3 separate regions of the Mus musculus genome follow, and all the other regions are linked to region 1. A link is a loop called in an ENCODE intact Hi-C map of the cell type or tissue named here. Cell type or tissue: left cerebral cortex. All regions are shown on one strand.

What was found. Peaks named below come from ENCODE experiments on the same cell type or tissue, not always from the same donor. Only the 100,000 strongest peaks of a DNase experiment are listed, where the experiment ranks them.
Region 2: a loop joins it to region 1, with 2.1 times the contacts of the local background. A loop is called at or near these places in 2 of 42 quality-filtered maps.
Region 3: a loop joins it to region 1, with 4 times the contacts of the local background. A loop is called at or near these places in 10 of 42 quality-filtered maps.

The regions. Positions count from the first base shown.
Region 1 is chr16:70,564,584-70,572,583 of GRCm38, forward strand. Gbe1 (glucan (1,4-alpha-), branching enzyme 1) reads left to right here. Exons shown (of 16, transcript NM_028803.4): 16 at 4,406-5,137. The coding sequence ends at 4,462. Among named protein-coding and RNA genes, the nearest start is that of D16Ertd519e, 48 kb to the right of the region's middle. In left cerebral cortex, a CTCF peak has its summit at 4,223 (motif pointing left); a DNase peak (open chromatin) is centred at 4,243; H3K4me3 peaks cover 393 bases.
Region 2 is chr16:70,178,904-70,186,903 of GRCm38, forward strand. No RefSeq gene overlaps it. Among named protein-coding and RNA genes, the nearest start is that of Gm36766, 42 kb to the right of the region's middle. In left cerebral cortex, no CTCF peak of the experiment used is centred here; a DNase peak (open chromatin) is centred at 3,129.
Region 3 is chr16:70,309,318-70,317,317 of GRCm38, forward strand. Gbe1 (glucan (1,4-alpha-), branching enzyme 1) reads left to right here and starts at 4,632. Exons shown (of 16, transcript NM_028803.4): 1 at 4,632-4,978. The coding sequence starts at 4,836. In left cerebral cortex, a CTCF peak has its summit at 4,613; DNase peaks (open chromatin) are centred at 4,763 and 5,097; H3K4me3 peaks cover 1,616 bases; H3K27ac peaks cover 1,203 bases.

The DNA.
Region 1 (8,000 bases):
GCATGTCTTTGACACGATCTATGGAAATGGTCGCTTATTTTAGAAAACAAAAGCACTTAATTCTTAGAGTTTAGTTTCCTTAATATTTCTAAATTAGTGTGTCCTATATAGAATTTTGTATACAATTATATAATATGTAGAATCTAAATATATATGTATATATGCACATATATACACACATATATATTTATATATGCACATATATATGCTACTTTTCTCCAAGCTCTTAATACAAAACAAGAGCGACTTATACCTTTTTCATAAAAAGTACTTGTTAACTAACAAATATATCCAAAAATTAAAATTACCTTAACAGTCACTTTTTAAAAGAAATATATCAACTAAGAGTCCTAACCTATATTTCATTAAAGAATATTTTCATCCCACCAATATTATATCTGAAAGGGCTGTCACTAAGTTTAACAGTTTCTGATATATTTTCAAAATTCTCTGGGTAGCATTATGTCTTTTTTTTTTTTATTTATTTTAAAGTGTTGTCATTGCAACGTTTAGACACCTTGTTTTCCAAAATGATGTAACCAATTTTGGAACTCATTGATGATCCTGAAGAAACTAACACAGGCACGCTGACCTAAAGGCTCACAATGTGGTTTTGAGACACACTAGGGGTTACTGCAGTAATTAAACCTTTCTGAGCTAGCCATAAAAGTGGGTAGAGTGGCATGTATTTGACTCTTAGTAAATGATTTGAATGCCACTTCCTTTGGACCAGGTCACAATGACTGTGACATTCATAGACGTGTGTCACAGCGTCTCTTTTGTTCTTCACTTGAACGTGTAGAAGGCTGAAAGCCTAATCGGATATGTTTTGTAGCACATATGGTCTATAATGTATATGCTAAATCTTTTCTGTATATATATATACCAAGATGTAAGTTATATTTAAACATACCTAAACATTTATGCGTTACTTCTGTCTGTGTCTCTCCTCTTGCCATACAAATCAAAGACATTTTGGAATTTCACTAGTGAGAGGAGAGTTACAGAGACAGTACTGATACCCTGAGTTTTAGCAAAATGCCCAAACCATGTTTCTAATGATCTCATCGTAAGAATCAACACTGATTATCTTCAGCGTTTAGTCTAATCGGCAGTCGTTTCCAAATGACTGAGAAACTTGTTTTACATTCAACGAAATCCAATAACAAAATAAAAGTCAAGAAAATTCATAAATAGCCAGAGTAGGGAAAAAATCACTTGCTTATAGAATTTTTATGCTGTTTATAACACAGTGGCCCCAGAGAAATATAAACACACTGTGGTAATTAACAGTGCGGTAAGAAGTTAATTATATAATATTCCTGTTAAGGATACTATGATTACCAGCTGAAGGGTTTGGAACAGGTAGTATTGTTGTATCTAAGTGTGACTGGAATTGAGGTCATAACATTCCTTAAACACAATGTTCAGCATCAGTTAGAGAGAATTCTCAAAACATTTTAAATCATTTCAATGCCAAAGCGGAAAAGTCAATGCCTATATTGCAATCTTGAAATTCTTATATTCTCTTGTTTCCAAATCTTAAATTTGAACTAGCTAAAATATTAAAGGATACAAAGAAAAGAAGCCCCCTTACAAATGATGCTTACTATTTATATGCTAGTAATACGTCACTATTTATATGCTAGTAATACGTCACTATTTATATGCTAGTAATACGTCACTATGAATCAAGCAGTAGCTACCACAGTTGCCTAGAATCCAGCTAACAGGTTGAGTGGAACTCTTCTGATGTTTCACTGTGCTCTACACTGAGAATAACTGATCATTATTTGTCACCAGCCTGATTCATGTGTCTCATTGCAACTCCTCCAAACTGAATTGGCAGGTCCCTGTGACCCCTATTATGGGACAAATCTTCTCAGGATATTTTTTTTAAATTATCCAATCAGATTTATATAACAATAAGATCACAATTTACAAGATGTCAATACAGTAATTTCAGAGCCAGTTGATAATGATAAAAGTTTTACCCCAATTATTCTAACCTGGTGAAAATCTTAGTTACTTGTAGCAGCTGTTTAAACCCAAGCGGCATCAGGATCTTCTTCCTGTCCGTCTGCTCCATGTTGGCTTCTCCTTCTTCTTCCCCCACTGCCACCTCTCTATCTCTCTCCCCAGCTCCTAGCTCCTGTCTCCTGGAGAGGAATGTAAACTGTCTGCTTTCTGGTGCTAGGTCGAAAACTTGATTGTTCTTTGACGTAAGATTGTTTGTGTGGCAGAGCCTTGTGTCTTACCTACAAGTCAAACTCATATCTACGATCCTAACCCATGGACTACAATCCATGTTACCATGTTACCGTGATCCATATTAGATGTTTACCCTTTAGAGGGACAGAGTGCTTTAAATTTGTTCCATGGAAGCCTAGAGTAGGAAATGAACTTACCTGAAGGTCAGTGCCGTTGTTTCTTCTCCTTTGCTTTGATGGGTTTTCTTTTGTCTGTGACTTCACTATAGACATTTACAATCCCTGGGATTGGAGCTTTTCTTTATCGGCGGAAGACTTCTACCTCACATACGTACAGCTTCCCTTTGTTGGAAGGATTTTCTACATCTTACTTTAATCTGGGTCTTAGCTAAGAAGAATACCTTGGATGAAGTGAATTTCAGGAGCAGTTAAATTCTAATGCGGTTTAAAAGTTAGCAGTCATTAGTTCAATGTGTAAATTATAGGTAAAAAGATTGGGGCATTGAAATGCTTGATGTCCCCACCTGTAATGACTAAGGATGTGATGTTTACCTTTCTCAAAATACTTGATGGCAAACCAGATCGTGACACTGGACTAAGTAGTGGCTATTGGCATTTGTTAAATTTTTAACAGATGAAAATTATTTTCCAAATGACTGTTACATTTAAGGAAGGATGAGAAAATTGCCTCTAGACATTGCATTCATAGCAGAATTTTATTTAAACTACATCTTTTAACATGAGCTATCTTTTAATGTTTAAAACTAGCCAGTTCCATTGGTCTGCCTGACTTTTGCAAGCATAATTGGGATTCTTTACTGTAGATATCTTAGACAAGAAATAGTGAGGTCATTTGCAAAGTTAAACGGCAAATGAGATTATTTTTTGTTTTTCTTCATAAAGCCATGTTTCTTGTCGTTTTTAATTTGGTTGTAAACTATAAGAGACATTTTTAAAGTGTCAAGTGTTTGTGTAGAGGTGAAATAACTGAATATAGTAAAATATTAACAAAGAAATGGAGAGAGGTCTCATAATGACATCAGTGATCTACAATTATTATTTTATTATTTACATTGCTACTTCTTAAGTGTGTTATGTAGAAAATAAATCAGGTCACACAGTTCATTAGTTATAAATTTTATAAAAACTATGTTATGAGTAGTAATTTTAGAGGAATTTTTGGAAGTGTGTTCCTCAAGTAGTTACAATTTTTTTTTTTTTAATGCAGCCATTATTTGGACCCAACTTTCCTAATGGCACCTGATAGCTATGAAAGACCAAGTGATATTTTACCCCCACTTCCTTAAAGTGGTAAGAGGATAGATATCTGGAAAGAGAAAGAAAGAAAGAAAGAAAGAAAGAAAGAAAGAAAGAAAGAAAGAAAGAAAGAAAGAAAGAAAGAAAGAAAGAAAGAAAGAGAAAGAAAGAGAAAGGAAGGAAGGAAGGAAGGAAGGAAGGAAGGAAGGAAGGAAGGAAGAGAGGGAAACGAAATACACAAATTACGTGAAAGGACCCGAAGGAGCCAAACGGCTGTGTGATTTAAATGGAGTGGAGAACATTCAATATGTGGTGGTGTCCTAGGGTAACCTGGCCATCGAGCTACGGATTGCTAAGGCCTGAAAGCTATAGAAACCAGGGAACCAGGGAAAAGTTTAGAGCATAAGATACCTTCCGGACAAGATTCAGAGGCGTTTAGACTCCTATAGCTGTAGTGGGAGTGTGATAGAAACCATAAGGGCAGATCGCAGTAAGATAAGAGTGTGGAAAGCGTATGACCTATCTCAGAGAAAGGGTCCTTTATTTTGTTTGTTTCTTATTTTGTTTTTTCTTTAATTGGGTTAACATTATTGAGTGCCTGACTATTGTATTTATTCTTCCAATTACAACAACGGTGTGAACTGCACGCAGCCCTTGTACACCAACTAATAGTGAGATTTAAGTTTGAGAGCCCTTGACTTCATTCCTGTAAGGAATTGAATCTTTTGTAAATAGTTTGGAGCCCTCTAGTGGTTACTGTTGTAATAGCCCTTGCTGCCAAAACTGCTGAATGAATTTGAGCCTTCCGATGGCTGGTAGAATTCCGTGAATCACTGATTACAGTCCTGTGAGAGACTGCGTGGTATATATGTCACTTTGATTTTACGACAGCTTGTTCAACATTTCTTTTAATTACACCGTTGCGATTGTGTTGACAGGTGTACATTCCAAGCCGAGTGGCTCTCATCCTTCAGAATGTGGATCTGCAAAACTGAAGAGACCTACACTCAGCCCATCTCACGCCGACGTGTTGCCGCTGATCCCCCTCACAGTGTTGATAGCGTGTAAGCTTTGCAAAACACTGCTGTCTAGCCAAAACATCAGGCTGGAACTCAGCGTTGGAATACGCAAACATATAAGTTGCTTATGAAGGATGTGCTTAAAATATTAGCAACGTCTATTTCAAAGCCATCCAAGAAATTAGGATTTGCAAATGAAGTGTAGCACATGATAATTTTTAAATATTACTTTTCTGGCAAAGCATTCGATTCTTTCATTTTAAATTTGAATTATTCATCAGGCATGATTATTTTGGCTGTAGTAAAAATATTTTTTGAGATAGATATTTGGTGGCCTTATTTGTTCTATATCTACTTGTCTTAATGATGAGGTACTGAGTTTGTTTCTTTGCTGTGTTTTTTAATTGTGTTTAGAAATACTGTATTAAACACATAGCACTAATATAAAATGAGAATCTTATAAAAGATGATATAAAAATTCGTATCTGTGCCTCACTTTGCATTAAGTTCTATCTTGTACTCTCCTGTCCGTATACTGTTTCAGTAGACGCTGATATTTCACTCTTCTGAAGACTTGAAGTGGTCATTGTAGCATTTCTGATAATGTCTTTCACTTTCATCAATAAAAAGAAAAATGCCAAATTGCATTGACTAATGTGCTTTTTATTATGCTATTATAAGGAATGATTTCCAAGAAATATTAGTGAGCTTTATCTCAACTCTGATGTGTTCTCCATGTAGAGTCGCATATGTATAATGGAGCAGGCCGCTAATTACCTTTTCTAACCAGTCGAAGCATTGTGTAACCTAAAATCAGAGAAACCAGGCTCCTGGGATGTGGCTCAGTGGCCTAGAGCACTTGTGAAAGCCAGAAGAGCTGTGCTCAGAGGTTGGGGAAGTTATTTGGTGGTTATTCGGTTATTTAATGATGGACTGCATCTGTAGGTGACCTGAGTTTAGTTCCCTGCACCACACTGGGTAGCTCACAGCTGCCTAGAACTCCAGCTACATCGTCTCCAACGTAACTTTCTGCCTTCCAAGATTAATCAAACTCATATGTATAGATCTACATGCAGGCACATATGCATAATTAAAAATAAAACCTTTACCAAGAGATGATGCAAGTTCAAATCCCTAGCACGTCCATTAAAACTCGGACTTACTGTGTACATGGATAGCCCAGGCATTAGGCAAAGATGACAGGCAAATCCCAGGAGCTTGGTGGCTAGTCACCCTTGGCAAAAAGTTGGCTTCATAAATGTGATGCCCGGTCTTAAAAGACAAGGTGGACGGTGATAGAGTAAGGCTCCTAGCATCTTCTTCTGACTTTTTTTTTAATTAGGTATTTTCCTCAATTACATTTCCAATGCTATCCCAAAAGTCCCCCACACCCTCCCTCCCCCCCACTCCCCTACCCACCCATTTCCATTTTTTGGCCCTGGCGTTCCCCTGTACTGGGGCATATAAAGTTTGCCTGACCAATGGGCCTCTCTTTCCAGTGATGGCCGACTAGGCCATCTTTTGATACATATGCAGCTAGAGTCAAGAGCTCTGGGGTACTGGTTAGTTCATAATGTTGTTCCACCTATAGGGTTGCAGATCTCTTTAGCTCCTTGGATACTTTCTCTAGCTCCTCCATTGGGGGCCCTGTGATCCATCCAATAGTTGACTGTGAGCTAGGCCCCGGCCTAGTCTCACAAGAGACAGCTATATCAGGGTCCTTTCAGCAAAATCTTGCTAGTGTATGCAATGGTGTCATCGTTTGGAGGCTAATTATGGGATGGATCCCTGGATATGGCAGTCTCTAGATGGTCCATCCTTTTGTCTCAGCTCCAAACTTTGTCTCTGTAACTCCTTTCATGGGTGTTTGTTTCCAATTCTAAGAAGGAACAAAGTGTCCACACTTTGGTCTTCGTTCTTCTGAACCCAGATGCCCCTCAACAGAGGAATGGATACAAAAGATATGGTACATTTACACAATGGAGTACTACTCAGCTATTAAAAAGAATGAATTTATGAAATTCCTAGGCAAATGGTTGGACCTGGAGGGCATCATCCTGAGTGAGGTAACCCAATCACAAAAGAACTCAAATGAAATGTACTCACTGATAAGTGGATATTAGCCCAGAAACTTAGTATAGCGAGATATAAGGTACAATATTCTTATGAGTTTTATGTGCATGATAACAGACATACTGTCACACACACATATACAATCTATTAACTATGAAGAGCCAACCATATTAATGAATTTGGATACCCAAGTTATTCTAAGTCAGATCCTTTAGCAACTGCATTGACTATCGCAGTCCAAACTCTAAAACTTGCTTTTTTGAATCTCAAATAATTGGTGTGTATTTTATGCACCACAAATAATGATGCATTTCTGAGAAATGTGTTGTCTTTTTCATTTTTATTAATATCCATTCTTTGTTTCTATTTCGTTTTAACCTGATTATTCATAATTAGTAAAAAATTTGCTTGGAAATGGGGAGAGGGGGATTAAATGGGATCAAAATTTACTGTGCATAGATGAAATTCACAAAAACCAGCCTTATCATATTTAAGAATTTTTTAAACTTAGTAATGAATAGGTCATAGACTTGCTGTTGCATCTAAACCTGTATATTAGCCATTATTCTTGAATAGCCAACTTTGAGTAAAGCTTTGGAGATCTAGGTCTCAAACATGTTACTTGTCTTCATTTGAAATAGTATAATAGCTTGGTTTCCTAAGACTCAACCTGGCCAGTTAATATTGGTGCACACAGGGAATCTTGACTGAGGCTGTCTGGTGATTTTCCATTATACAATTGCATTAGTGTCTGTGTCACCCTGGTTTGTGTTCTGAATTCACCAGGGATGATAGTATGATGTGCAATGATGACATCCCCTGGAGGGCTATCAAAATCATTACAGTTGTCTTGGTTGTCTATAAGGAGAGATGGCTCTTTGCATCAGGAATGGTATGTGTGTGCCTCTGCATGTGCATGCGCACACATCCCAGTGTGGATGCACATCCATGTGTATGGATGCAAAGGCTAGAATACATCCTGGGATATATTTCATCAGAAGACACCCTTTACAGGATCTGTCACAGCTTAGCACACCACTAAGTAGGCTAGACAGGTTGACCAGTAAACCCCCAGAGACTTATGTGTCTCTGCCTTCCTAAAGCATAAGCCACCACACCCATAAATTCCAGGGACTGAAACCAAGTAAACCCTCCTGCAACTGAGTCCTATCTGCAGACCTTGGGTTTGCAGGGCGTGTTATTTGTTTTCGTTTGGTTTGCTTTTTTTATCCATTGATAATTTTTCTCTCTTTTTTTTTCCTTTTATTGGATATTTTCTTTATTTACATTTCAAGTGTTATCCCCTTTCCAGGTTTCCCCTCCCCTCCAGAAACTCTCTATGCTATCCCCCCTTCCTTGCCTCTAAGAGGATGCTCACCCACCCACCCCCACCTTCCTGCCCTGGTAATCTCCTACCCTGGGGCATTGAACCCTCACAGGA
Region 2 (8,000 bases), 390 kb before region 1:
GTGCCACACAGCCTCTAATTCTCTTCTGCTCTCCCGTCATCCTCATCTGCTTTCTCCGCCGCTTTCTGTACACACCGTAAATCTGCAACTATTCAAACAGAGGAAACACCATAGCCTCTGCCTAATGGAAGGCTTCATTTAAGAAGGTGCTGAAAAGTTCTTAAAAAAACAAAAAACAAAACTACAAAATCATGCCGAGGAAAGACAGTGAACATAAGCTGGAAGACCTCTAGGTGCGAGCTGTCCTCATACAGCCCTTTGCCAAGTTCGTTGCTCTCTGTTCAGTTCTGCCAAGAAACGCTCAATTCTCTGCTCTTCCAAAAGCCAAAATACATATGTTGTGTTTTAAATAATTATGCCACAAAACAACAAAATGCCCATGAAATCAGGGTGTTTTTTTTTCCCATTAACTCGGTGCCTAATTGAGTCTCTTTTCATCCATTTAAAGGTTTTTACATAAGGCTCGTCTGTCTAAAGCATATTTTGTGCTCTCTCAGACCAACTTGTCTTTACAACAACAAATGCCATTTTGTTCCACTGAAGATGGCTTCTTGCCTGTGTATAAAGAGAAGACCTGGAAATGAAACATCTGGTTCTAAAAACTAAATTGACCATCGCATGTTTGAATGCAATGATATTGCTTTCATGAGAAAAGAAAAGAAAAATATTTAACATGTAATAAACTTTTCAGAGTTAGAAAAGTCAATATACTAAAGAAATGAATATAATTTTCTATTTTCCTTTTCAATTTTCAAAATGTGCTATTTTTATTTCATTTTTAGTGTGATTGCACAGAATAAAATTGACATTTCCCTTAAAGTTTATATTCATTTCTCCATCCTGAAAAGACTCTTGAACTTTAAAGTTGACCTCTAGTTTTTGCAATATATAGCAATTCCTTTCCAATGTAAAATCACAAGTAAAGATTTAAAACAGAAATAAATGATAGATGGCAAAATCACATTGTATTTTTTTAATTTAGCATACCTAATATGCTCAGATAGAAACACTGCCTGAAACACTGTAATTAATTATCACAAGAGTTTTGTTGGCTGTTACCAAAAATCATCAGTATGGCAAGAATTTTCTCATAGCAAAATTCAAGTAATTTTTTTAGTTTTTACTTATAATAGTTATTAATATATCTCATGAGAGAATATATCTCATGTGGTGAATGCACTAACATGTATAGGAACAGGGACAGCGTGAACGTCCAGCTCTCTAATGATGATCCACAAGAAGTTGAAGTTTTGTTACCTTCAGAAAAGAATTAAAAATTATCCTTCCGTGTGTGTTTTCATTCAGAAAGAAAACAGATTATTTAAAGAGCTAGACTCAGTTGCTGGCCATTATGATTAGCAACAAATGAAACTGTCCAAGTTTCTACAGTAGCAGAACCTTGTGTCTGACAACATACGGAAGCAAGCCAATGTCAGCTATTATTTTATGCACTAAGCTCACAATCCAGGAACAAGGTTTGGTTTATACAAAATTAGATTGTCAATTGATCTGTAAACTGTACAATTCTTCTACTTACTACTTGGTCATTTGTGTCTCTGGCATAGGACCAATGGAATTTAGGCACAGTTTATGGTTTTCAAAACAGAGTGAAATTATCTAACATTAATCTCTAGGGTGATTGGATCTAGCTCTACATACCTTAAATGATAGAACTGAAAATAGGATTTGTATATATGAGGCTTAAGAATTTGGACATAGGAAGGAAAATACATAATGACATCTCATCAGCATGAATGTATAGAGAACAGAAAACTAACAAACTGGATCATGAAGCTGCACTTGAAGCTAAGCCTTTAATATAACCCAACAAAGACAACACTTAAGTAATTGACTAAATGTATAGCATTAAAATAAGAGTAAAAAAAAAAACAGTAACTAATTACACTTTCAAAATACTGTCATGAACTTAAAAATAATTAAATGCTATGATTTGATTTTTTAGGACACAGAAATAGCAACTTCACACTCACTGCTATGATTTATTATACTTGTAGTTAACAAAACATGCTAATAGGGCAAAGATTACTCATTCAGACAAAGGCTAATTATCTTCACCAATTAAAATATATAAAGTAGACAGCAACTGTAATCTATTTCCAGCCATTAGGACCAAAACTTGTTAGCTTCTCCTGAGTGAAAAACCATCATTCCACAATAGTCCACCTAGAGTAGAGACCCGGGACCCACACCAGCTGAGCTGGTGACTGCTGTACTGCTTATGTGACCTTTGTCAAAGTTAATTGTGGGGCCAGGGACCCATAGGACCAGGAGAGGCAGGTTTAGAGCAATAGTAGTGTCAGGGTATGATCAAACCCTGGAAATATATCCTCCTGAGATCATCAAGAGTGGAATTCCTCCTCCACACCCTACAGCCCCCCACTTCCCATTTTCCCTAGCCTGCCTGGATCTTGCACTTCCTGGCTACCATCGCCTCTGTTTTCTGGTCTGGTCTTACACTTCCTGACTACATAGGCCCATGCTCCCCACCTTTGCCTCCTCAGAGGAGGTCAAGTAGCTGGGAGCCGGTTAAAACTTCCTCTCCTTTTATAAGGTCATGTCCAGGAGCAGCTGGAATTCTTCCTCATGCAAGTGAAAGAACTCTAGCACTCTGGCCCTGTCTACACTCATCCCAGTAGCCCCTACTCCACCACCCCCACCCCCAGGTTTAAAGAGCCTTTGTCCCCCTCCTCCCAATAAACCGAAGCAACTCTCCAAAGCTGTTTGCAGGTGTATTCTTTGCCCACGCACTCACCACAGACCAAGATCCTGCCTGCACCCACATACCTGACTAAGCTAAACTTCTCTCCCTCCACTCCAGCCTGGTCTGCAACAGGCCAGATACCGCGAGGGAGAAACAGACACAGACCTGCAGTTTGTGGCTTTTATTTGCCACAGGGCCACTCATCCAGAAAGTAGGAATGACAGCAGGTTTTCAAAGGGGTTCAAAGAGTTGATAGAACTATTCCTGATGGATGGGCTAAAAAAGAGCTCAATGGTGGAACACTGTCCGTTTTTATATAGGCAGGTTTTTTTTAAAAACAGTGTACTTTTCTTCTACTATTTGGTATTTTTAAAGTCAGGGTTGGAAAACGAGCAAAGTGGGCTGCAGAGATGGCTCCGTGGATAAAATGTTTTCTGTGCAGGCGTGAGAACCAGATTGAGAGTCCCCAGAGTCAGCGGCAACACGAATTGCCATCCTGGCATACCTGTGGTGAGAAGAAAAGGAGCTAGAGAAATCTCCGGAATCTGACGGGCCACTTAGTGTGGCACAGAGAGGTGACCAACAAGTGACCCTACCTCCAACAAAGTGGAAAGCGAGGACCGAAAACTGAAATTGTTCTCTGCGCACCACACACTCACAGCGGCATGTAATTATTCTTAAACACACACACCGTCACACGCATACACATGCATGTACACATACACACGGGCACACGCATGCACATGCACGTACACATACACGCGCACGTGTGCGGGCGTGTGTGCGTTCACAAATACACACATAGACCGTAAACAAACATGAATGAAAATGTTTATTAAAAAAAATAATATGCTTGACGCAACTCTTTCCTTGGGGTTAACAGCATTCAACCTATCAATTCCCGAGGCATTAGATTGGCAAGGATGCAAAGGAAGAAACGAGACAACTTCCAGTCATCCCCTGCATCTTCTTGCAGATGACTCGATCTGGGGAAACATTTCCTTTGTTTCAAACACAAACCAGACTACCAAGATTACATTCGGATTCCTTATCCTATTCCTTATTCCTTATTCCTTAACTCAAGCCTATTCCTATTCCTTATTCCTATTCCTATTCCTTAACTCAAGCCTATTCCTATTCCTTATATCCTATTCCTATTCCTTATATCCTATTCCTTATTCCTTAACTCAAGCCGTTGCAGCTTCATGTTCTTTTGCACTATTTCCTAGTGTTTACTCTCCATCACTGAACCAGTTTTGATTGCACCCCATGTTCTCATTCCCGTGTTTCCCCATCCGTTTTCTGTTCAAGTGTCCTCCCTTGCTGTGCTCTGAGCATAAAAGGTTTGAGCACCCACTGTTTGAGGTCCAAGTCAAGGGTTTGCATTCTGTAATGACTGCCCTGAGCTACTCAGCCCCTTGTTGCCAGGGCGTGGAGGATTTGACCAACAATCAAGTCCTCGTGCCTAGCTTTCCTATGATCTGTCATGCACTGTGAGTCACCGCATGTTGATTGCATATTGATTTTGTTTGGAAGAATCAGATAATATTTTTTTTTTTTTATTTTAAATGCAAGATATTGGAAGAACTTTTGGGGAAAAGGCAGAAAAGCCTCTAGCTCATGACAGAAAACCTGGAACGAGTGCCAAAATAAGAGCATGTAGATGCTCACCGGGCATGCTGTGTAAGAGAGAGCGTGACAAGCCTAACTGCGGAGGTCGGCATGAGGACAGGGACTATTTATGATGACATGAGGTGTGACAGCCGCTACCCTGAATGGGATTAGTGATTTTGGACCAAAGGCACAGGAAGTCACGTGTTTAAATGAGAAAATGTGAACTCACCAAACATCCTATCTGCCAAATCTTTCATTTTGAACTTTCTAGTTTTAAGACAAGTTTTCCGTTTGATTTGGTTTTGTTTTTGTTTGTTAGTTTGTTTGTTTTTGTTTTGTTTAACTAAACCAAGTAATTTATCATACATTATAAGAACATTGACTGTTGCCCCTGCCCCATGAAATCTCCACACCTTTGAGAGATGTTCCGATAATAGAAATAGAAGCTAGCCCAGTTATTAATCCATGCATGCCTCTTACCGGTCACTGCACTGGTTTTTACTTCCTGTAAAAAATGCTTGCAAAATTAGAATTGAACAGACATAATCATTAAGATTCCAAAGATCCACTGTCCTTCACCAGAATCCATTTAACTTTGTAAGATGAGTAGACAAGTCACCACGGATATAGCTTTCAAGTTAGTGATGCAGACACCAATACACAGAATCTTAATTAGGACCAGGGACTTGTGTTGCTTGCTACCTTAGTAAAAAAAACAAAGTCTGGGGTTTGGCACTACCACATCCTATTCTATACAATCGCCTTCACTGCAAGGTGTTCAGAGAATAAATGTGGCTATTTCACCAACATGTAGCAACTGACCAAGGTTTAATATTGAAATCTGGTTTTCCTGTGTAGCCATAGCGTTGAAGCACTACCCCATCTGGTGTTTCTCTCTCTCTCTCTCTCTCTCTCTCTCTCTCTCTCTCTCTCTCTCTCTCCCCCCCCCCCCCGTTTGTGTATCTCACTCGGCTGTGTAACAAATGTTCATAGGCCAAGCCATCCTCTTTTCAATTCCTATCCTGGCTGGACAGAGTGGCACAGGCCTGAAATCCTAGCATTTAAAAAGCTGAGGCAGGAGGGTTATGAGTTTGAGGCCAGTCTGCATTATATATAGTAACATGGCCTTGCTTTAAGTTACAATAAAACACGAGTAAACCTGTCCACTAAACACATAACAACATGTTTCTCTCTTTAAGTTGTTGAAGAGTTGGACTATATCAGTCCTTATCCATTTTGTACAGCATTTTGTTTGTTCTGATTTAATTTGGTTTTTACTTTCTCAAAATATAGCATAGCTATCTTGAAATGATGGGGTGATTATTAATATTTTGACTAGTTCCAATAATATGAAGAATGTGTTTTTCTTAGAATTATATATACATTATCCTTTGATAAGGCTACTAATAATAGTAACAAATACTTGCATAGCATATTTATATGTCAGGCAGTGTTGTGTATATCAATGCACTTAATTTTTAAAATAAATCTTTGAAGTACATGTGCACTATGGTTATTACATTTATAGATTAAAAATTACACAATAAATATCTAATAAAATATACAAGTAATTTGCCTCGCCCACTTAATTACTCGGTGGCTATGTTTAGATGCTGAGATTAAACAGATGCAATATGAGCAGAGCAACAGTGCTCAAAGCCAACACATCCAAATAACTCCCAACCCCACATCCAGTATGCTATATTCCTCTTTATATGATCCTTTATTTATTTTCCACAAATTTCCTTGCACAATTGTTGTGCTAAAAATGTACTGTAACAGACAAGTCTTTGAAAATATCAACATAATTTATCTTTGAATTTTTGTGATCAACACGATATCACAATCATATTGAAAGTAGTTGATTGCACTTGTTAAGCTGATCAGACAATTATGCTCATGGGAAATGCAGTGGGACTCACAGGGACTGTACTGGGACTGGTATTCTTGGCAGGAACGGACACATTAGGATAAAAGCAGCTCTGAAAGGTACAGGGCTGTTAATGATCAACGAGAAAATCACAACCTGCCACGCAGAGACTCCCACTTCCATAGTTTAGCCGTTTATACAATGTGATGGCTACCATTCTTAAACCAGCAAATAAAAATATCAGTCTTAGTCATGAGAAACGAGTAAGACTATTTGAAGATGCAAGGAAGTTTACTACTGATATCATCTAAAGTGGAAACCCTTGTTTTAAAGTTTCTCTACCTAAAAGTATATTATATAATGAAGCAAAAGAGGAATAAATATCGATCACATAGATGCCAGGATAAAAAGCAAAAATGTAAATATAAGCTAATTTATATACAGTATAACACTCATATCCACGTGTTTTCTATTCATTTAACCAATCATGAAACAAACATTTGGGGAAATAGGAGAATTTCTTTTTTTAAAAAAAAAGAAACAATTAATTTTCTGCCTGCTGAACAGAAAGCTGAGTCCACAGGAGAGAAGCTCACGTGGGCAGGCCTCTCTGCATCACAGCATCGCACGCATCCTGAGGCTCTCTGAAGCTTGAGCATTGACCACCTTGAGAATCCTTCTTGTCCTATGTACTAAGGGCTCTGATCCATACTGAACATATACAGCCTCCTTTCCTTTCCATCAGACCTCGATCAATACTGTTTATAGACTATTTATTCAGCACTGACATTATATTAGATCTTACATGTATTCCAAAGATTATGTAAAGAACACGCAAAGATATATGCAGAGTCTATCTGCAAATGCCACACCATTTTGCAAGAGGAATTTGCACAAATTTTTCTGTCTGTGGAGCTTGTTTATTACCAATGTCACCATACACATTTGTTTCCAGATCTATTATCTGAAGAGTCTGGCATTCAATGATAAACTATTCAAAACAACTAAATTAGAGAACCCTGAAGCACGCACAGAATGCCTTATAAAGATGTCATATTGAGGTTACTATAAGGCTAAGAAATAAGTACTACACATCAGCATTTGCACTGATCCGAGTGATATCTTGAATAGTACTTAACTTATAAACTGTCCTGCTTTCCAAAGTTCAAACTAAAGAACATACCCTTAGCATTGGCATTAGCAATTCATGACACCCAAAAGAATTACACAGATTTCTACTTTAAGGGGTGATTTAAGTGTATGTTGCAGTCTGTGCTGAATGGAACTCCTACATACATTTTTAAATATCATCTCCAAGCAGAAAGGATGCCTTTTTAAGGCACAAAATTTAATTCACAACATTTCTAGATACTAATAGGTTATCATAGCCATATCATTTGGATCAACATAAAAGAAAGAGCATATTTGTAATTCATCAGTGCAATACTTAATGAATTGGAGAAAATCCTGCAGTTATTGGAGCTTTATCTTCTGTGACTGTAGACACAAATTAGCAAAGCATGCTAAGAACATAGGTTGAAACAACACATAGCTGCTGTTGCTCACGATTTCCTGTGCTTGCTACTTACTAGTCACATGGTGTGACGTTGATCAGCGCATCAGTAAGCCTGTGTCTTCCTGTTGGTTTCCCATCTGATGAAATCAAGTAATTAATCTTTGATCTCCTTACAATTACTACTATTTAATTCTACTATAAATTCCCTGCGTCCCTCCCTCTTCTCTTTCTGACGCTGACCATCTTTCCAACCATCAGTTGGAAATGAATAGTTGTGT
Region 3 (8,000 bases), 260 kb before region 1:
CCAGCTCCCCATTCTGAATTTTAAACAAAGCTTATTTCTTGCAATGTGACTCACTGTGTCACAGTGGGACACAGGAGTATGTGATTGGTGTAGGTGCCCTGGAAGAAGAGAAATTGGAGCAATGCCGCCAGCACTCCTTGATATGAAGACTGTATAAACTGAGGCAGTAGGAAGTCAGCCATTCTCTGATGGACTGCGTCGTGGAAGCTATTACAGACAGGAGCTACTGCAGACAGCGGAGTTTCCCAGGAATGCCAAGAAATGGGAGATTACTGGGGATGGGCAAGGATTATTCGGGGAAATGGACAGTGAGAGGAGAGGTTTGCTGCTTCCTTCAAAAGGCCTGATAGGACTTTGCTTACAGTACAGTCGAGGAGTTATCTGAGGAGGGATTTTAGGACTGAGATGAGGATTTAGTGGCTTTGCTGAACTCCCATGATGGAAACTATCTTTAAGGGGCAAGAGAGGTTGGGATAGATAAGAATGATTTAGACTATCAAGTAAATCAGGTTTTTAAACTGCTAACGAATCAAAAAGAAAGAAAAGAAGGGGAAAGGAGACAAAAAAGGGTCTACTTAGGTCACCCAATGGCAAACAAGACGTTTTTTTCTAGCTGCAGTACCTAAGGGGGAAAACTAGTAGGGGTCTAAACAATGAGAAAACTGTGCAGGAGAAAGTACATCTTGTCATATGGTGTACAATCATTTCTCAAGCATGTGCTATACACAGTTTTACTCTGCAAGAAAGTTTATTGGGAGTAAAGACCTCTCACCCACACCTGAACCTTTTTCAGCAGCCAAATGTGGCTGATGGAGAGGTAAAGGCCACGGTTTGGGCCCAGAGACTGCTCAATCTAGGAATCTGGCTTGAACTACAGGTCTAGCAGGTAAGAACACAGCCCTGCTTCGCCCTTTCCCTCCAGGCAGGTCCCCAGAATGCAAACCTGCCCTATCTGACTTTCCAGGGGTGGAGAAGTATAAACAGGGTCATTAAGGCAGTGCCCTAGGATGAGAAAGCACGGCAGCTCGTGGAGCATGATTGTTGATTATAATATTATATAATATTGTTGATTATAATAAGGTAGAACTATCCATGCTGCTGTCTCCAACATAGCCTTATGTATTTATATATTGTCCTTTTTCAGAAAGTGATTGATAAGAATGTTGAGGTCTTGTCATGCTGTATTGGGCATGTCTCATGCATTATTTTAGTATTTCCTTAGTTGTTAAATCCTAAGGCCAATGTGCAGTCTCTAGAAAAGGATGGAACTTCAGAGATAAAGTTCACCCTTTGTGAAAACATTTCCTTGTACAATGCTAGCCTTTGGGTTCCATGCAGCTTTGGAGAAGCATCTGGGAGGATAACAAAAGGTATAGAGCGCAAATAAGGGCAACCTGTGCAGGCAGAAAAAGCCTCCCAACTAGAAAAGTATCAAATAAAATCAGAGCGCCAGAGATTGGCTATCCCTGTTGGCTAGAGACATCTTAGGATTGGCAAACCGAAAGGGTCCTTGCAATGTTGTACGCTGCATGTTGAAACTAGACAGGAAGTTCTTATTGCTGAAGACACCACATAGTTGTTGTATGACTTGGAGAAATCAGCCTGAGGCTAGGCTATAGTCCCTCCCACCCCCAGTCATTTGTAGTGCCAGAAGGCAGGAGATAGTTACTGGAAAAAACAAAAAACAAAAAAAAAACAACTGTCTTTAATATTTTTAGGCTAGACCTTGCATGCCATGCTACCAGCACACTGGTGTCATAAGGGCAGGACTGATGGGTGCAAGCACCTGTTTTCCTACTGAACTTGAGACTTACTTCCTAAGAAGGAACGGATCTGGTAATATAAACAAGGGCAAAGCCAGTGGCTGGGGAGGTGACAAGGGTTAGGATGGGCAGTAACTGAAACGATTTCTGTTCATCTACATCATCAAGTTTGTGGTGCTCTACTGCAGCACCTCTGCAAAGCTTTAAAAAAAAATCTAAATCACTTCTGCATTCCTTGGGCATTTATCATGAATTCCACATCTTCACTCCATCATCCTCTCAATCTTAGTTCATCACCTTCTCTCTTTGGTATCACTGCTGTCTCCTAATTCTCTACTTTCTGTTCTTCCGAACCATTTGGATGAGAGAGGTTTTTTTTTTTTTTTTTTCATTTTAAATAGTTCAAATGTTTTGTATTTGTTTGCTTTACATCTCAATACCAACCTCCATTTCTCCCAGTACCCTCTCACACAGACCCTCCTCCCTTCCTCCTCGGAGAAAGGGGAGCCTGTATCCTGGGTATCACCCTCCACCCTGGCTCATCAAGTCACTGCAGGATTGGATGCATCCTTGGGGAGGGTATTTCAGACCCTCAGTTTTCTCCTCAAATCCCTCTAACTGTAGATCTGCGAGAGCAAACAGGTCCTCGGCACTTGCTCCGTTCCTGGTACTCTGCTTCTCTGGACACCACTGAGGCTAGTTTCCTCTCCCTCCTTCCCTGTATTCCTCTCTGTCCTGAATACCTCAATTCCCCATTTCAGAAACACTTTGCCTAGACGGCTATTCCTCCATGGCTGTGTCTTATTGCGGTACAACCTAAATGCCAGCAGCAAATGGGATTGCTTGGGCACCAGAAATAAAAGAGGCGCATTTGATCAATAATAATAATTCCAGTGTTCCAGCTCCACCCGAAATGGACTTATGTGATAATTACGACAGTGGAACTTAAAATCCCATTTAGCTGTGCTATGTGGGCAAGAGGCTGGTGTATGAAAGTTGAGGTAAACTGGGTTCCTGCTCTTATAAAGCTTGCCTTTTAAAGATTAACAAAGAGCTTACATTGTGTTTACTGTAGCATAGAAGAGAATGGGGCTTTTAAGACCAGAGATCTCAATGATGGCTGGAAAGAAAGTAGCCACAGAGAAGCTAAGGAAGAGAATTCCCAAAAAGAGTAGCAATTGCAGTGCTCACAGAATTCTGTCAGATCCTGAAAGGGCCATGCCACTACAGTACAAGGGAACTGGATAGTGAAGGTAGTGACTACAGGTTGTTTAAGTGTTTTAAGGAAAGCCACGTTTATATTTCACACTTAAGTGAAACGTCATGCCATTTAAATTTTTACTGAGATTATTTGATGTGTACTATAGAGTTTAGCTATTCTAATTATGTAAAACTGGCAGCATCAGTATCTCTTGAACGTAGTTAAAAATATATTCTGGTACATGGACCCCAAACTCAGAATGCACATTTTCACTAGGTGACTCATATCAAGGTCACATTGGGAAATACTGGTACAGGGAGTGGGTAAAAATGGTAATTTATGGGTGATTATCAGTCTGTATAAAAGTGATAAAAGCTGATTTTAGGTAGTGTTTATTCAGGAAAACTTTATTTTTATTTTCTCACCCCTTCCCTTTTCCCTTCCTAATCAGTGCTTTGGTTTTACCTTAACAGGTGAACGCTTATGCTATGAAGAAGATAGTTGGTTCAGGTTTCTTAGTCAGCCAAGTGGAAATTTCAGTGTGAAGTGATGAAAATTTAGAGTTATGAAAGTAAAAAATGAAGTTACAGAATTGGGTGTCTACTAGGTACTTTATTTCTGGGTTCAAGCCCCCCCCCATTTGTAGATATATATATACCTTTATCTAAGACCTTTAGCTATTCACATCGAAGTGAATATTTTTCTTTCTTAAGTTCATCACAAACCCTGTTTTAAATGTTTATATCCCAAGGCTGGTCAATACTGTTCCTTCTTCCTAGACGCTAAGATTTTACTACACTTGATCTTAGCCAAAAGGCCGAGAAGCGATAGGATTTTACATTTCCAGATTTCAACTGAGAAAATTATACTCAAGCCTGTCCAGTTTTGAGGTGCAAAGTAACTTGCAGCCTCCTGAGTAGCAGCGTCCATTTCTCCTTGTGTCAAAATCTGTATTCTTAAAAAAAAATTTTTTTGTATGTCTGTGTATCAGTATATATGTGGCAGGGTGGAAAATATTTGAAAGTTGGTTTCCTCTTTCCAGACCGTGGGTTCTGGGAATATAATTCCAGTTATATGCCTTGTGGCAAGCACTTTTTACCTAGTGAGCCATCATGGCATCAAGCCCCCATTCTGTATTCTTGCAAAGGAACCACTGGACAGAAAGGACACAGGGTAGTTATACTTGGGAGCTTGGCCAGAAAAGTTTTTGCTTCATCACTGTGATTAAGCAGGAGAGTGCAGTCCACTTTAATGATGTTCTCCCAGTCATGTCTCATCAAAGACAGTTTGGTTGGTGAAACACAAATGCCTGATTTCAGTACAGGGAACCAGGAAAGTTCTTGTTCTTACTGTGACTTCAGGGACCTGGCTGGCTATCCATGCTTATCTATGCAAAAATCTTTAAAGACTCTCTTGGTTAAACTCTTGAGACACATTAAGGTTAGGGCCGTAGGGTTGTTAAATGACATTAAGATTCTAAATAGTTTCGCGTTGTCGACTTTTAACCGTGGTCCAGGTGAATTTCCCACTTTTTGAAAACCATCGCCCTAGGAAAAACAAAACTCAGAAATGAGAGCAGGTGTTTGAGGAGAGGTGACCACCGGGCAGGAAGGGGAAGGGACAGGGACTGGTGAGACCCGCCTCCCGGTGGCCAGCCAGCACAGTTCAGGGCTCCAGGGGCCGGCCCCGTGAGTGGGCGGGGGCCCGCGCTGAGGACGTGTGTCCCGGGCTCACCCTGGCCCGCTCCGCCGCTATAAAGGGCAAGTCCCCGGCGGCTCGCCTAGGCTCGCCCGGCTCCGCCCTGCCGCTCGCACTCCACTCGGCCCACTCGACCCTCTCGGGCCTCGGCTACTCGGGCTGCTGCGGCGAAGATGGCGGCGCCGGCGGCTCCTGCGGCAGGGGAAACGGGCCCCGATGCTCGTCTGGAGGCCGCCTTGGCCGACGTGCCGGAGCTGGCCCGACTCCTGGAGATTGACCCGTACCTGAAGCCCTTCGCCGCGGACTTCCAGCGCAGGTACCCGGGGGAACCCCTCCACCGCCCTCCGCCTGCGGCCGGCCTTCCCGCGTGCGCGCGCGCGCCGCCCGACTCCCCCCTCTCCGCGCGGCCCCGCCCCCTCGCACGCCAATCATGCGGTGGGCGTGGCTCCGGCTTCCCGGGGGAGTTCCTGAACTTTTCTGCTGCACGTCCGCCCCGTGCTCGCTCACTTGCTCGCAGTCCCTGGCCGCGCGTCCTCCCCTACGTGCTGGGACAGGCAGCGCTGCAGCCACGCAGCGGCTTCCGGGACTCACAGGCCACCCCCCTCTGGTCCTGGGAGTTGCAGTGGTCGTGACCCAGGGCGTGTGTGATTTTGCTTTTCCAACTTTGTAGTCTACTTCCGAGCAGCGTTTGTGCAGTCTTTCAGGCAGTCTTTCAACATCTTGCACCCTCCTGTTTGCTCTTGTGAGTTCATTAATCTGCGTTTCACTTTAATCGTTGGTCAGATCTCTTCTCCCTTAAACCAACATCGAAGAGCGACCTTTGCGGGTGTTTGACCTTAGCTTCCAGGAGAGTTAACAGGGCATGGATGGCTTAACTTGCAGAGCCCAATTCAAAAAGTATAACTCCTCTCCCACCAGGCTTCCCACTTATCAGAAATTTATAATTGCAATCTGCTCAGGTTAAGATTGAAAATTAAAGTAGCTAGTATATAAATTAGAGTAGTTATGAGTCGATTGCAAGTATTTTGCTGCAGTCATATTTGTCATACTAGTTTCTTCTTTAAAGCCTAGATACTACAAAAATCAAAACTACCTTGGCACCAGTCAATTTGTCATATTTGTCATACTAGTTTCTTCTTTAAAGCCTAGATACTACAAAAATCAAAACTACCTTGGCACCAGTCGATAGACTCTTTTTTAATCATAGAAAACATAGAACTAGTTGGTGGCATTGGTGATTATGAACATGGGTTGATGTGACTTGAAAACACAAAGACCCTTAAAGCTCAACGACCTAGCTTTGTCATGTTATTAAATGTATTCACTTAAGTCACTTTCTAGAAAACCAATATTCTCAGATTCTAAAACAGTAGGCATTATAAACTGCTCATTCCAGAGTTTACATATCCTAATACAGGAACCCTCCTTACAGCAGCCAGCTGGGCTGATCCTCACTTACAGTACTTAGTCGTGACTTTAAATTAAGTACTGGGGAGGAGTCTGGCAACTTTTCACTCAGAAGATGCAAGCCTGAGTCCCCTGAGATAATTAGCACGTACTCCTGAAAGCTAAAAGACTTGAGCAGATTTTGGAATAAGTGATTTTTAGAACAAAAGCAAATATTTTATCTATTTTTTCTCTTTTTGTATGAAATATACTTACATGTTTATTTACATATTTTCACCACATTTTTTTTGAATATAAAAATCATTTTGTTATAATGAGCACACAAATTACAACAGAAGGTGATTAATGTCGAGTTTTTTTTTTTTTTTTTTTGAGGTGTTTATTTTTATTATGGCTCTATTTGTGTGATTTATAAACTAACCTGTAAGAAATTTCAAAAGCAAGAGTTGTGGAAATATTTTGCCTGTGTCCTGTTTCCAGTTTCCACTGGCCACAGGCAGACAAACACCATTTATTCTCTTCTTTTGTGTGTATGTGTGTACTTCATATTCAACTCCACTGGGATTGAAGCAATTATAGTCATCTTTCATGGTTTGTCAAAATTAATGAGAGGGACAAAGGGCAGAATAAAGAAGGGAGGGAATCCAGTGTTCTTGGTGAAAAGTCTGGCCCAGCGGGTCCTTATGTGCTTCTCTGTGACCTGGATTCTACTTCTGCCCTTGGTCCTGGATAATTGCTATTTTCCAGCACACATGTTCCATTTAGGCATGTCAAACAGTAATTTGGCATCTGGCAGTGGTGACTTGTATTGTTAACTGGTAGAGAATAAAAACTTTTTCATAGTGTCGTCATGGTCATTGATTGCTGTGGCTGGAATGTGTCCTTTGCAAATTTCAGGTGCGACAAGTGTGCTGTAGAAAGAGCCTTTAGGACATGACTAGGCCATAAGGGTTCCTCATGAGGGTTCATCTTTGGGCAGTGGACAATGGTCTAATCAAAAAAGGGACTTGCGACATCCATGACAGAGGAGGGGGATAGGGCTTGTCAGAGTGAGAAGATGGGGAGCCATACTGTAAAAGTCTGTCTTTGGAAATGACTTTTCTATGGCTATCATGTACACACAGCATCTGTGACCACTCGGACAGGATAGGCATATATTCACTCACCCCAGTAAGAGGGGACTGAGATGGAAATAGGAAGGGAAAGAGGTCATGGGGGATGGGAGGGGGACGGAGAAGGCCATGGAGGACAAATGCTCTAGCCACACACTGTATACAAATAAGAAACTTTTAAACAATTAAAAACTAAGTAAAAATTAAAAAATTCCCAGTTTAGGCTACTTTGCCCCCTTTCCCTTTTGCTTTGGGAGGACATTTCGCTTCCATTCTCTCATGAGGGCAGTAACAGGGTGCTTGCCATTTCACTTCACAGCTTCACCCATGGGCATCTTGTTAGACTCCTCAGACTCTCAAACTCTGAGGAGCTACGTTTTTATTTTTAATAAACCATCTATCTTGAGTATGCTGTTGAAGCCACGATAATAGTATATCTTATTTTTGACTTGTTTTTAAGTAACCTACTTGTGCCGAGTGTCCTTGGGCCTAACATGACTAGACAACCCATTTAGTTGCAAGGCGTGCTTATTAAATACTGCAGAAAATTTGAGGCGCAGTTATCAATGTGTAAGAGTGGTGAGAGGGAGGCATTTTCTTCTCATTGATGGGCTCTCGATTTCTTTCCTCCTCAAAATTGCTCCATTTGGAATTTTGTTGTGAGGGTTCCTTTTGTCTTCTGTGAGAATTCCAAATCTAGAATTGTATCTTGACGGGGGGGGGGGGGGGTTCCTCCGTCACGAATGAGTTAAAGCCCTTATAGTGGTAGACAGACAGCTTGGAGCCTTGGTTAAGGAGGCATCTTTCTTGGGACTTAAC